Linked DNA regions of Homo sapiens: region 1 is linked to region 2. Evidence: chromatin contacts called from ENCODE Hi-C or POLR2A ChIA-PET data. All regions are on one chromosome and are shown on one strand. The core of a region is the stretch at or near the end of the contact, and the rest is flanking DNA. Distances in the headings are between cores, read along the strand shown. Region 1 holds the start of ZNF215 (zinc finger protein 215). Region 2 holds the start of MRPL17 (mitochondrial ribosomal protein L17).

Region 1 (5,317 bases), core at 1,152-3,651, 240 kb after region 2:
GGTGTTAATGATAACTGCCATCCCATCTGACCAAATTTCAAACACACTCCTGAGTAAAACAAAATGATTGCTATTTTAAAGCACTAAAGTTTGAAATGGTCTGTATGCAGCAATGGATTACTGACACACTGAGAATTATGTTCCCACTCATTCCACCAAAATAGATGCCAATGGGGCTTCTTCACAAAGCTGTCTGCATGAAACCACTACATACTAGGGAGGGAAGGGGAAAATAAAGACAAAAAATTCTAATGAAAACATACTTAATACATACACCTAGAAATCATCATAATGATGACGTATCAGTCAGGGCTTTTAGTTTCAAGCAACAGAAACTAAGCATGATTTAAGCTAAACGTAAAAATATTGAAATAGTATTCGAGTCATGTAGCCAGAACCACAGACCAAAATTGTACCACAGAATTGGCTCTATGAGGACAAGACTTCCATTCAGCACTAGAAGCATGATTTACCTGCCAACACCATCAGCACAGGACACTGCTGCCGGAGCTGCTGATTCTGGAAACTGAATATTGCTGCATCCATTGCCACTGTTGGAAAGAAAAAAAATGTCTTCTGACAAACACAACCTGAGTCAGGCGATCAAATTGAACACCAACAATGATAAGTCATGTTGATAGTATGTACCTGTGATATGATATAATAAAAATGGCACTCTATCTCTGTGACCTTCATCTCCAGTCTAATCATAGGAAAAATATCAGAAAACTCCCAATAGAGGGAGATCATACAAAATACTTGACCAGTACTCCTCAACACTGCCAAGGTTAGGAAACACAAGGAAAGTATGAGAAATCGTCACAGTCCAGAAGAGCCTAAAGAGACATGACAACTAAATGTAATGTGATATTCCAGTTGGGATCCTGCATCAGAGGAAAGAAAAAAGATAAAAACAAAACAAATAAACCAGCTAAAGAAGTCTGGTCCTTACCAGCCTGGACAACATGGCAAAAATCCATCTCTACAAAAAATAAATTTAAAAAAAAATTAGCCAGGCATGGTGGCAAGCACCTGTAGTTCCAGCTACTTGGGAGGCTGAGATGGGAGAATCACTTGAGCTCAGGGAGGTCCAGGCTGCAGTGAGCTGTCACACCACTGTACTCCAGCCTGGCAGCCTGGGTGACAGAGTGAGACCCAGTCAAAAAAAGAAGAAAGAAAGAAAAGAAGCAAGCAAGCAAGAGAGAAAAAGAAAGAAAGAAAGAAAGAAAGAAGAAAGAAAGGAAAGAAAGAAAGAGAAAGAAAGAAAAGAAAAGAAAAAAGCAAAGAAAATAAGAAATCTGAATAAAGTATTGTGGACTTAATGTATCAATGTTATTTTATTTTTTATTTTTATATTTTATTTTTATTTTCTTAGTTGTAACAAATATACCATAATAATTTAAGAGGGTAATAACAGGGAAAACTAGTTGTGGAGTAGAAGGTAACTCTGTATATTACCTTCTCAATTTTTCCAAAACTGTAAATCCAAAACTGCTCTAAAAAATAAGGTCTATTTAAAAAGAAATAAAAGAAACTATATGGTGTGTCCTTGTTTTTTTGTGTCACTAGCTGTTCAAAGTTGCCATCTTGTTTTACCTTAGTCCACTCCTGGCCTAGATATAAAGCTCTCTCTGGTTTAAGTTCTTTCACTCTGCTCCTACAGCACTGTCCACATGCCTCTAGGCAAGCACTAATCATATTATCATGTACTTAATGCCACCAAGCATTCTCTCCTTTGTGACACACACATCCCTTCCCTCTGTGTCTCCACACCCACCAGATTTCCTCCTACCTCTCAGGCTGATCCTCCTCTCTCTTTTTTGCAGGTCCGCCTTCCTGACTCAACCAATGGTGTTGGTGTTCCCTGGGCCAATTCCAGCCCATTTCCTTCTATTTTCTCTCTTCCTCTCTGTCCCTTTCTCTGCAGTCCTATTCCAATGGATAGCATCAATCACCATCTACCCAGATTGACCCAAATTTTACAGGTCTAGCCCCAGACATCTCTAAATTCCCAAATGCCTACATCCAAATGCCTAATTGACAATGCTTCTCAGATGCCACAAAGTACCTCAGTCTTAACAAGCCAAAACTGAACAACGAACTGCAAGCCCTCTCACTTCCATACAAAACTGAATGAATGAATCTGTGAACCAATAAACCAATAAAGACCATGTAAGAGACAATGTCTTGTCGAAATTGTCATTGTTTTTTGATTCCAGACAAATGGGGTGTGGGGAACAGAAAGGCGATTTGGACTAGTTTCCCCGGACGGGATGAGGCAGCGCCGGAAGTATGACGCTCATTTCTTTAAGCCACTAGAAGCTCACCGTGAGTCCATTCACAGGGCCAGAGTTCCAAGTGTGCGGCGTGGGCGGGGCCTGCAGAAAGGGACGGGGCCTGCAGAAAGGGACGGGGCTGGCAAAGGCCTGGTCTACCTCACCGATCCGGGTCGCGGGGGCTCCTAGGGGGTTCCTTCCACAGCTGGTGCGCGTGCGCAAGAGTGCGTCGAGGTTGTTCCGCGGCAATTTATGAAACTCGGAGCCGGCAGTGAGTTGAGGGTTCGGCGAGGTCAGGGATTCCTAGTTGCAGCGTGATTACCAACGCCAGCTCCCTTCACTGTCCAAGACAGCGATTCCGCGGCTCCTCTGAGAACTGGCGCTTGTGAGTGACTGAACGGGCCACTGGAGAGGAGCGGTGCTCACGGGTATCGTTCTCGTCAGCGGGCGGTGGGGACGCGGGGTCTTGGAATTGGGAATCACGCTTGAGGGCGTCCATGCGGAACGTGCAGCTTACCTCAGCTTGCTTGCAGTTACCCAGTTTCCACGCTGCCCTCCAAGGTCTGTGCCGGAAAACCTGGAGGAGGGCGCGAGCTGACGGGAGGGATGGAAACGTGGGCTGCGGAAGTAAGACAAGCGTTGAGAGCAGCGACAGAGGGCGAGGGGGTGGGCGGCGGGACGGCTGGGGTCAGGATCCAGCTCCGCTAAAGCAAGGATTTAACCACACTCCTGTCGCCTCTTCCACTCTGCAATAGGGGCAGTCTCCAGACGCGCAGAGTGGTTAGTATGTTATGATCAGCTGGTTTGGGAATGGCTGGTATTGATGCCTCATGGAAAAACCAAGCGTGACTGGATCAATCAACTGGGAAAGACAATGGAGTTTTAATTAATTCATATTGCCTTGTTTTCCCAGTCATTCCTGGCCACCTCCCTAAAAGATTAAAACCTCCAAGTATCGTACTTATTTTAAAATAATTCTTTCTCCATTTAACATAAATGACTTCTATTCAGTCACTTATTTGCAAACTGTTTTCTGTTCCTCTTTATCTAAGCTACTCTCGCCAGGTGGTTCTTACCTCAAGCAGCTGTCCTACCTACAACCTGTTTGATTAGAAATAACCCTCTTCACAGACAGTACCTTTTTTCCATAATTAGCAGCTGTTCGAGTTCCTTGCGGCCATAAAACCGTAGAACTGGTGCCACCTGGTTATATTAGTCTAACCATCCACTACAACTTCAGGTCCCTCCGTCACAGTGGTACTGGCTCCGTGTCTTAATCCTGAATCCCACCTTTATATCAGAGGCATCTATTCAGTACTTTAGAGTTTAACTGTTATATTTCCTGGCTTTGTATATTCCAGTGTTCATCATTTGCCACTTAAGCTACTTGCAGTCACGTCACACCTTGGATCTCTATCATCAAAACTATTCCACCTCGGAAATCTTACCTAAATGCAGCATGCCATCCTGAACGTCTCTCCCTGTCCTAGCTCTGTAACTGTTTACAGTGAGTAATTCATTAATTTGTGTTTTTCACCTACAAACCTCCCAGTATATTTGTTGCTTTTTTTTTATTTCCTGAGTTGGATATTTAATGCATCTCATTCTTGTTTAATTATATGTAAGGCTTTTCCATTGCCTATCAGGAGCTTCAGCTGTGCGCTTTAGATTTTGACGTACAATGTTTTTACTGTTTTTAGATACTTTGCAGTTGTCCTTTTGATTCTCTTTTATCTTTTTTTTTAGAAGCAAACATTTGAATTTTAAAGTAGGTGAAATTGTTTTTTCTATGTGGTGTTAATTTCTGGTTTTGCATTCTAGTAATAAATATGGTTTCCACTACTCTTGTTTACCATTTATCAAGGATTTTCTATTTGGTAGCCTAATAAATTGCTTTTGTAAACATTCCCTTAGGTGCTTGAATAGAAACTACATTTTATCTAGTTTTATTTATCTATTAGGCTAAGCATATTATTTATATCCACTATACTATTACTTTTTTGACTTTATCTGTCAGAGTCTGAGAAAGTTACCTAATATCCCATTTCTATTGTATCACTGTTGACTTCATTTCTTGTTTTCTGAGAATTTTGCCAAAAATGTTTCAAGTATGTTGTACATTTAATGAGTTATATTTCATTATGAGTTATAATCATTTAGTTTCCTCTAATGTATTTGTGCTTTTAATTCATTATAATTTTAATTCACTAAACTCTTGAATATTTTTTGTTTGCCTGGTATTTTTTAAAAATTCTTTTACATTTAGTTTTGGAGTTCTCGTTTCGGATGTCTTTTGAGTTTTATGTAGTTTGAGTTTAAATTTTTACCCGGTACATTTATTGTTGCAATTAACATCTCTGTTATTTTTACTTTTTAGTATAAAGCCTTTTCTGTTTTGTCTTTGACATATGGCCTGTGAGCTTTTATTTTTTCTTTCTCCATTTATGTTACTTTCAAAGTATCTGGGCCCATAGTTCATTTTTTTGTTGGACTAAATTATACTACTTCAGGACTATTCCACCAGTCATATTTAAGAGCTCTCTCTTGGCTGGTGGCTCAAAAGTGGAGCTAATGAGGCCAGATCAGGAGGGTCGTGGATGTCAACAGTTGTGGCGGGTTTTCAGTCTGTTGTATTGACGGTGGGCCTTGGCAGCTGCGAATGAGGAGAAAGATGGTCTTTTGTTATGAGTTTGGGGAGATGTCAAGGAGTACTCCAGAGGGATTCATTACAGGAAGCACTTGTTTCAGGGCAACTGGAAGCAATTTTCTATCCCGCGAGACCCAGGAATAGCCCATGAAAGGCACCATTACCCTTTTCCTCCCCTGGCCATGACAACCTAGATGGGATCTTTCAAGCCAGAAGGCACCTGCCTCTGTGGCTTTCCACTTGCTGTGGGAAATCCTCTGGGGAGCTTGCATTCACAGAGAAAAAAAGTTTCTAAATAAATTGGATAAAGTTACAGGAAAATAGAGAAGACAGTACAACAGAGTGTCCATATACCCCTCCACTAATTTTTCCTATTAGTAACATTTTGTATTAG
Region 2 (5,416 bases), core at 1-2,500:
TTAAGGGCTGCAGACTCTTCAGATCCAGTTAAATCCCTGGTGTTTGAGCTGTGTGGGAGCTGTGGTTGCTTGCTTCCTGGCTTTGCCTGAGGTCCTGCCGCAAACCCTGCAGCAGCTGGTTTAGGAGTGTAAGGTGGCTGTCTCTGCGAGGCAGAGGCAGGGGTGGGAGGCAATTCCCTTTATACTCGATCACTGCCATCTTGGCCCGATCCAAACTCCGATTTGGGATCTGCAGCATTCTTGTGTAGCCCCCAGTTTGATCTTTGTACCGAGGGGCCAGTACTTGAAACAGCTTTGGGATCAAATCCTTCTCCTAGAGGGAGAATTATCCAAGAGACAGCAGAGTCAGGCAAAACTGCAGAGGCATTTAACTTTACACCATTCCCAAAGGTAAGGTCCATCCACACATAGAAAGACCTCCCCCTCCCCTCGCCAATCTGGCATAGTCAGTGTTACACAAAGGGGTCGTTTATAGGCAGTTGTGCAGAGGTATATTCACATCGACTTCAACTAACTTAAGACACAGTTTCTAATTTAGTTAGCAGCACTGGCCCATAAGTGAGTACCCAAGTTTAATTCTGCATAGTTCTCCTTTTTCCAACCCCCACCCCCAGGGAGCAAAGGGTGGGATTTTGAAGGCAGATAGGTCGCACTCACTGTGAGCCAGAAGTCAGCCATGCGCATGGCTCGTTCGTTAGTGTCTCCCAGCTTCCCATAGTCGATGAGCTGTGAGGACATAACATCACGGATCCAACCGAGCAAGAAAACAAGGTGCCAATCTAATTTCTCTAATGCCGGAAGGCAATCCATTCTTTCCACTAGCCAAGCATCTCCAATCTACGCCACCCCTAACTCCGCAGCCCTAACCAGTCTTCCATTAGAGGCGATGGAGGGGCGGGTTCAGCCCAAGGTTCTGGGGGACTCAGACTTGGGGAATGGTTTACCAGGTTGGTCCCGGTCCCTTTCCACTTGCAGCCGGCTCCGCCCCCTCAGACCAGACCCGCAGAGTGGACAAGAGGGCCGCGCTCCTCACCTTCTCCGCGTAGCCCCTCATTTCGTCCACACGCGCCCATGGTGCCTCGATGCGTTCGTGCCGCACCAGCCCTGTGAGCAAGTTCCGCAACAGATGGATGCGGGACTCGGGACCGAGGCCCATACGGCGAAATACGCGGCCATGGGAGATCGCTGCAGCGACCGACAGCCGCATGTTTCCAACTTCTGCCCGCCCCTTGGAGGCCGGAACTGGAAACTGGAAGGTAGAGCCGGTGGCGGCAATTTCAGGGAACGCATGCGCCTTAGCTCGGAGCGTGGTGAACGTGTTTGCGCATGCGCATCAGAGCCTGCCTCGTTGGCAATCTCGGGAAGGGCGGAGAAACGGTGTTGAGCTTTTCCAGAGGCGGCGAGCTGGGCGGGCTTCAGGCATCCAGAGCGCTCTGTGGCGGCCGAAGAACCAGGCGCCCCCTAGTGTGGGATAAGCGGGCCATCGGGTTTTTTTTGGGGCTGCGTCAGCCAGTGGCATTTAGGGCGATGGGGCGCTCCGCCGCGGAGACTCCTGGGAAAGAGAGCGTCTGAAGAGAAAGGCACCCGGAGGGTTCGGGGTCCTGCGGGCTGACGGCCCTACCGGGTCCAGCAGTGGCCAGCTGGCCTGGTTGACACCTGTACGCATTGTTTTTAACACAGTGATTTTCAGTAGTAATGGTGAGATGGATAATAACGATGCCCGGAAAAGAAACGCAGATAGTGAAATTTTTCTTTTATTGAAGTAATCACTCCAGTTAAAAAAATTACAGCACTAAAGGGAAAAGTAGTAGATTGTTTTTAATTACACCAGTGTGTCTTTTTAAGGGGAAAAAACATACCTACACATTTATGTGTTAATGAACAATAATATTATAGTTTGTTTTTGAGCCTTAACATCTGCAAATTGGCAATGACTGTCAAAATTATTCCTTGTTATGGGTTGAATTGTGTCTTCCCCATGATTCTTCCCGTCCCCAAAAAGCTATGTTAAGTCCTAACCTGCAGTAACTCAGAATGTGACCTTATGTGGAAATAGGGTCATTGCAGATGTCATTTGTTAAGATGAAGTCATGCAGGCATAGGTGGGCGCCTAATCCAAAATGCCTAGTGTCTAGCTAGCTAGATAGATAGACACATATATACGTACATACATATATGCAGGCCGGGCACGGTGGCTCACTCCTGTAATTCCAGCACTTTGGGAGGCCGAGGCGGGCGGATCACCTGAGGTCAGGAATTCGAGACCAGCCTGGCCAACATGGCGAAACCCCGTCTCTACTAAAAACACAAAAATTAGCCGGGCGTGGTGGCTCATGCCTGTAATTCTAGCTACTCGGGAGGCTGAGGCAGGAGAATAGCTTGAACCCGGGAGGTGGAGGTTGCAGTGAGCTGAGATCGGGCACTGCACTCTAGACTGGGCGACAGAGTGAGGCTCTATCTCAAAAAAAAAAAAAAAAAAAATGCGCATGAAGAGAGAGAGATGGACACAGGGTGATGCTGACCAGGTAAAGACAGAGACATACAGGCAGAAAGCCATGTGACCTTGAAAGCAGAGATTATGGAGTCAAGCAGTTGCAAATCAATGAATGAACACCAAGGATTGCTGGAGCACACCTGAAGCCAAGGGAAAGGTATAAAACGCATTCTTTTTCAGATCTGTCAGAGAGCATGACCCTGCTGCTAACACATCGCTTTCTTACTTCTAGCCTCCAGAGCCACAAAACAATAAATTTCTGTTGTTTTAAGTTCCACAGTTTGTGATAGTTTGTTACAGCAGTCTTAGGAAATGAATTCACTCCTCTTTACATGTACATATTCAGTAGACGTATAGATTTGTCACTTTGTCAGCTTATAGGTGACCAAAGAACACTTCTTTGCTAATTTTAATTTTGAAAAGTTTCTTTAATATGAAGGAACAAATATGCAAATAGGAAAAGTCATGAACATATAAATACATTGACAGATTTATACAAATCACACTTCACAATTAAAGAAATTTACAATAAATTACAGAAATTACAATTACCATTCATGTTTTGTTTCTTTGGGAGCAATTCTTGTAGTTTTCAATTGTCTTTGCAGTTGAAAAATTTCACTAAGATGTTTTCACCAGGATATATATATATTTTTTTGAGACGGAGTTTCTTTCTTGTTGCCCAGGCTGGAGTGCAATGGTGCGGTCTCGGCTCACTGCAACCTCCACCTCCTGGGTTCAAGCGATTCTCATGCCTCAGCCTCACAAGTAACTGGGATTACAGGCGCCCACCACCATGCCTGGCTAATTTTTTTTGTATTTTTAGTAGAGACGGGGTTTCACCATGTTGGCCGGGCTGGTCTCGAACTCCTGACCTCAGGTGATCTGCCCGCCTCAGCCTCCCAAAGTGCTGGGATTACAGGTGTGAGCCACTGTGCCCGGCCCACCAGAAAATTTATCATAAATTTCTATTGGTAAAAACTTGTGAAGAGGTTCTTCTTCAGCAAAAATTAGGTGAAATGAAACATTGATCCATTGTCTTAGAAAATGCTTACACTTGGTAAAAACAATTGTAGCATCAAACACTGTCCTTTTGACTTTTTCTGGCAATACAAGACCGTCATCTCTTGTCTCTTCTGGTAGTCTTCAAAATTTGATTCTTTTTTATATGTCAATTTCCTTACATTTTGTTTTTGCAGCATTACTACTGGCTTTCTCTGCAATTTCTGTGGGCTGATATTAACGGAACAATTTTTTTTTACAGTCCAAGGGTCTTTTATTAGTGGTATTATTTGCACCTATTATGTCATGAATTCATAGGGAATAGGTTCCAGTAGCTCTGGCTCCTCTCCATTGGTTCTCACCAAGTGTGCTTCTCTTGGTGCAGCAGGCTGGCCTGTCAGCTGAATCCAGGTACCTTTCTCTTTGGCTCTCTTCTTTTTCTGATCATTTTCTTTCATGCATTTCAGGAGACTACCTTTTCCCTTAGAGTGTTTAATGTGCTCCATATGCACATTAATTCTTTTGGCAAGAATCTAGCCCTTAACTTTTTTTTTTTTTTTTCCCTACAGCAATGCTAACAGCATGCTGAGTAACATTATAGACTCTTCCAGTTTTTGCCATGGTAACACTTGTGAGGCATTCCTTTTTGAACCATACCCATTCCCTTGATGTCTACAGTATCACCTTTTTTATAGACTCCCATGCATGTGGCCAACTCCATGTTTTCTAAAAGGCCTAGAAAACATACACTGGGTGCCTCTCCTGTTTTCCTTGTGTTGGCCATTTTGGTGAATTACCAGAATATGGAGCTTCCAGCCAAAAGGAAGTTAAAGCAACAATTTAAACCTTGATGTTTTACTGACTGTATGTTGTTCAAGGCTTATTGTGGCTCTTTGCAGATATTTTTGTGTTTGATTAGCCTTCTTTGAAACTTTACATTAATAAAAAAATACTCATAAAAGAAAAGTCCCAGAAAACCAAGGTTGTTTGTTTTAAATCTACTGTTTAAAAGCAGGGATATTTTGTACAACAGGAGTTGGAGTCATGAAATGTACCTGAAGTGAGCCTGAGAGCTAATTAAACTCTTATGAATTTATATCTATAAATATAAATAAAACTCTGGTCTCCTGCACAGCTGGCTCTGTGTGAGTTACTCTTTCTCTATCGCAATTTCCCTGTCTTGTTAAATCGGCTCTGTCTAGGCAGTGGGCAAGGTGAACTCATTGGGTGGTTACAAATCTGGGGGCTTGTCCAGGATTGCCCATGTGGCTACCTGCCCATGGTTTGGTAGTCCCCCTCTGGTGATGGATTCAGATGCCAGCTCAAGCAGCTGCCTAGTTATTTTGGACTGGGGGCTGACTCTGGTATTGTCTCTGCTGAAGGGGCACTGGTGACCCAGTGTGCATGGATTTAATTGCAATAGAGAAATAGTCTTGAGGAGATGTCCTATAACTGTAGCCCTATCACAAGGTGTCTGTCTGTAGCCCAGTCATGGAGTGTCTGTAGCTGTAGCCTCATTACAGTGTGTCTGGATTGGTGAATATCCTAGGCACGGCCAACGCCTCCTTCCTTTTCCCGATTGGTTTGATTCCTTTGGGGAGGGGGTCTTGGTTTTTCTGTTGCCCCATGGTGGGGTGTCGGTCTGTAGCCCCACTGAGGGGCATCTTTCTCAGTTTGGTTCATTTGAGATTCTCGGTTGGCTCTCTCTAATTAGTAGGAAGAGTCTTGGTTTGGGAGACTTCTCAATCAGGAAGATTTTGGGGAGATTTCTCAGACAGAGAACAGGAGGATAGTTTGGAAGGGATACTCTTGGAGTTCTTGGTTAGGGATCTGATTTGGAAGCCCTTCTGTCTGTCTTGTCTTTGTATGTGTTTATATATGTGGAGGGGACCTCAGAAGGACTTGCTGATGAAAGTCCAG

What was found. Hi-C counts contacts between places; a loop is a spot of excess contacts on that map. ChIA-PET counts read pairs that join two places held with the same protein, here RNA polymerase II (POLR2A). Pooled maps may share reads with other maps.
Region 1: a map of OCI-LY7 shows a loop between it and region 2 (5-fold over the local background). The contact joins the promoter of ZNF215 here to the promoter of MRPL17 in region 2. A Hi-C loop is called at or near these places in 1 of 168 maps with a recorded cell type or tissue (OCI-LY7), 4 of 37 single-sample maps with no recorded cell type and 3 of 50 pooled maps. POLR2A ChIA-PET finds 5 or more read pairs at or near these places in 1 of 52 experiments (activated T-cell).

The regions. Positions count from the first base shown.
Region 1 is chr11:6,924,025-6,929,341 of GRCh38, forward strand. ZNF215 (zinc finger protein 215) reads left to right here and starts at 2,402. Exons shown (of 7, transcript NM_013250.4): 1 at 2,402-2,661; 2 at 3,638-3,783. It overlaps LOC107984019 (a long non-coding RNA gene), which reads right to left. Exons shown (of 4, transcript XR_001748112.3): 2 at 1,793-3,138; 3 at 474-551.
Region 2 is chr11:6,682,090-6,687,505 of GRCh38, forward strand. MRPL17 (mitochondrial ribosomal protein L17) reads right to left here and starts at 1,251. Exons shown (of 3, transcript NM_022061.4): 1 at 1,034-1,251; 2 at 658-726; 3 at 1-313. The coding sequence starts at 1,207. The coding sequence ends at 29. It also overlaps the pseudogene RPL21P94. RefSeq lists enhancers at 793-1,555, 972-1,411.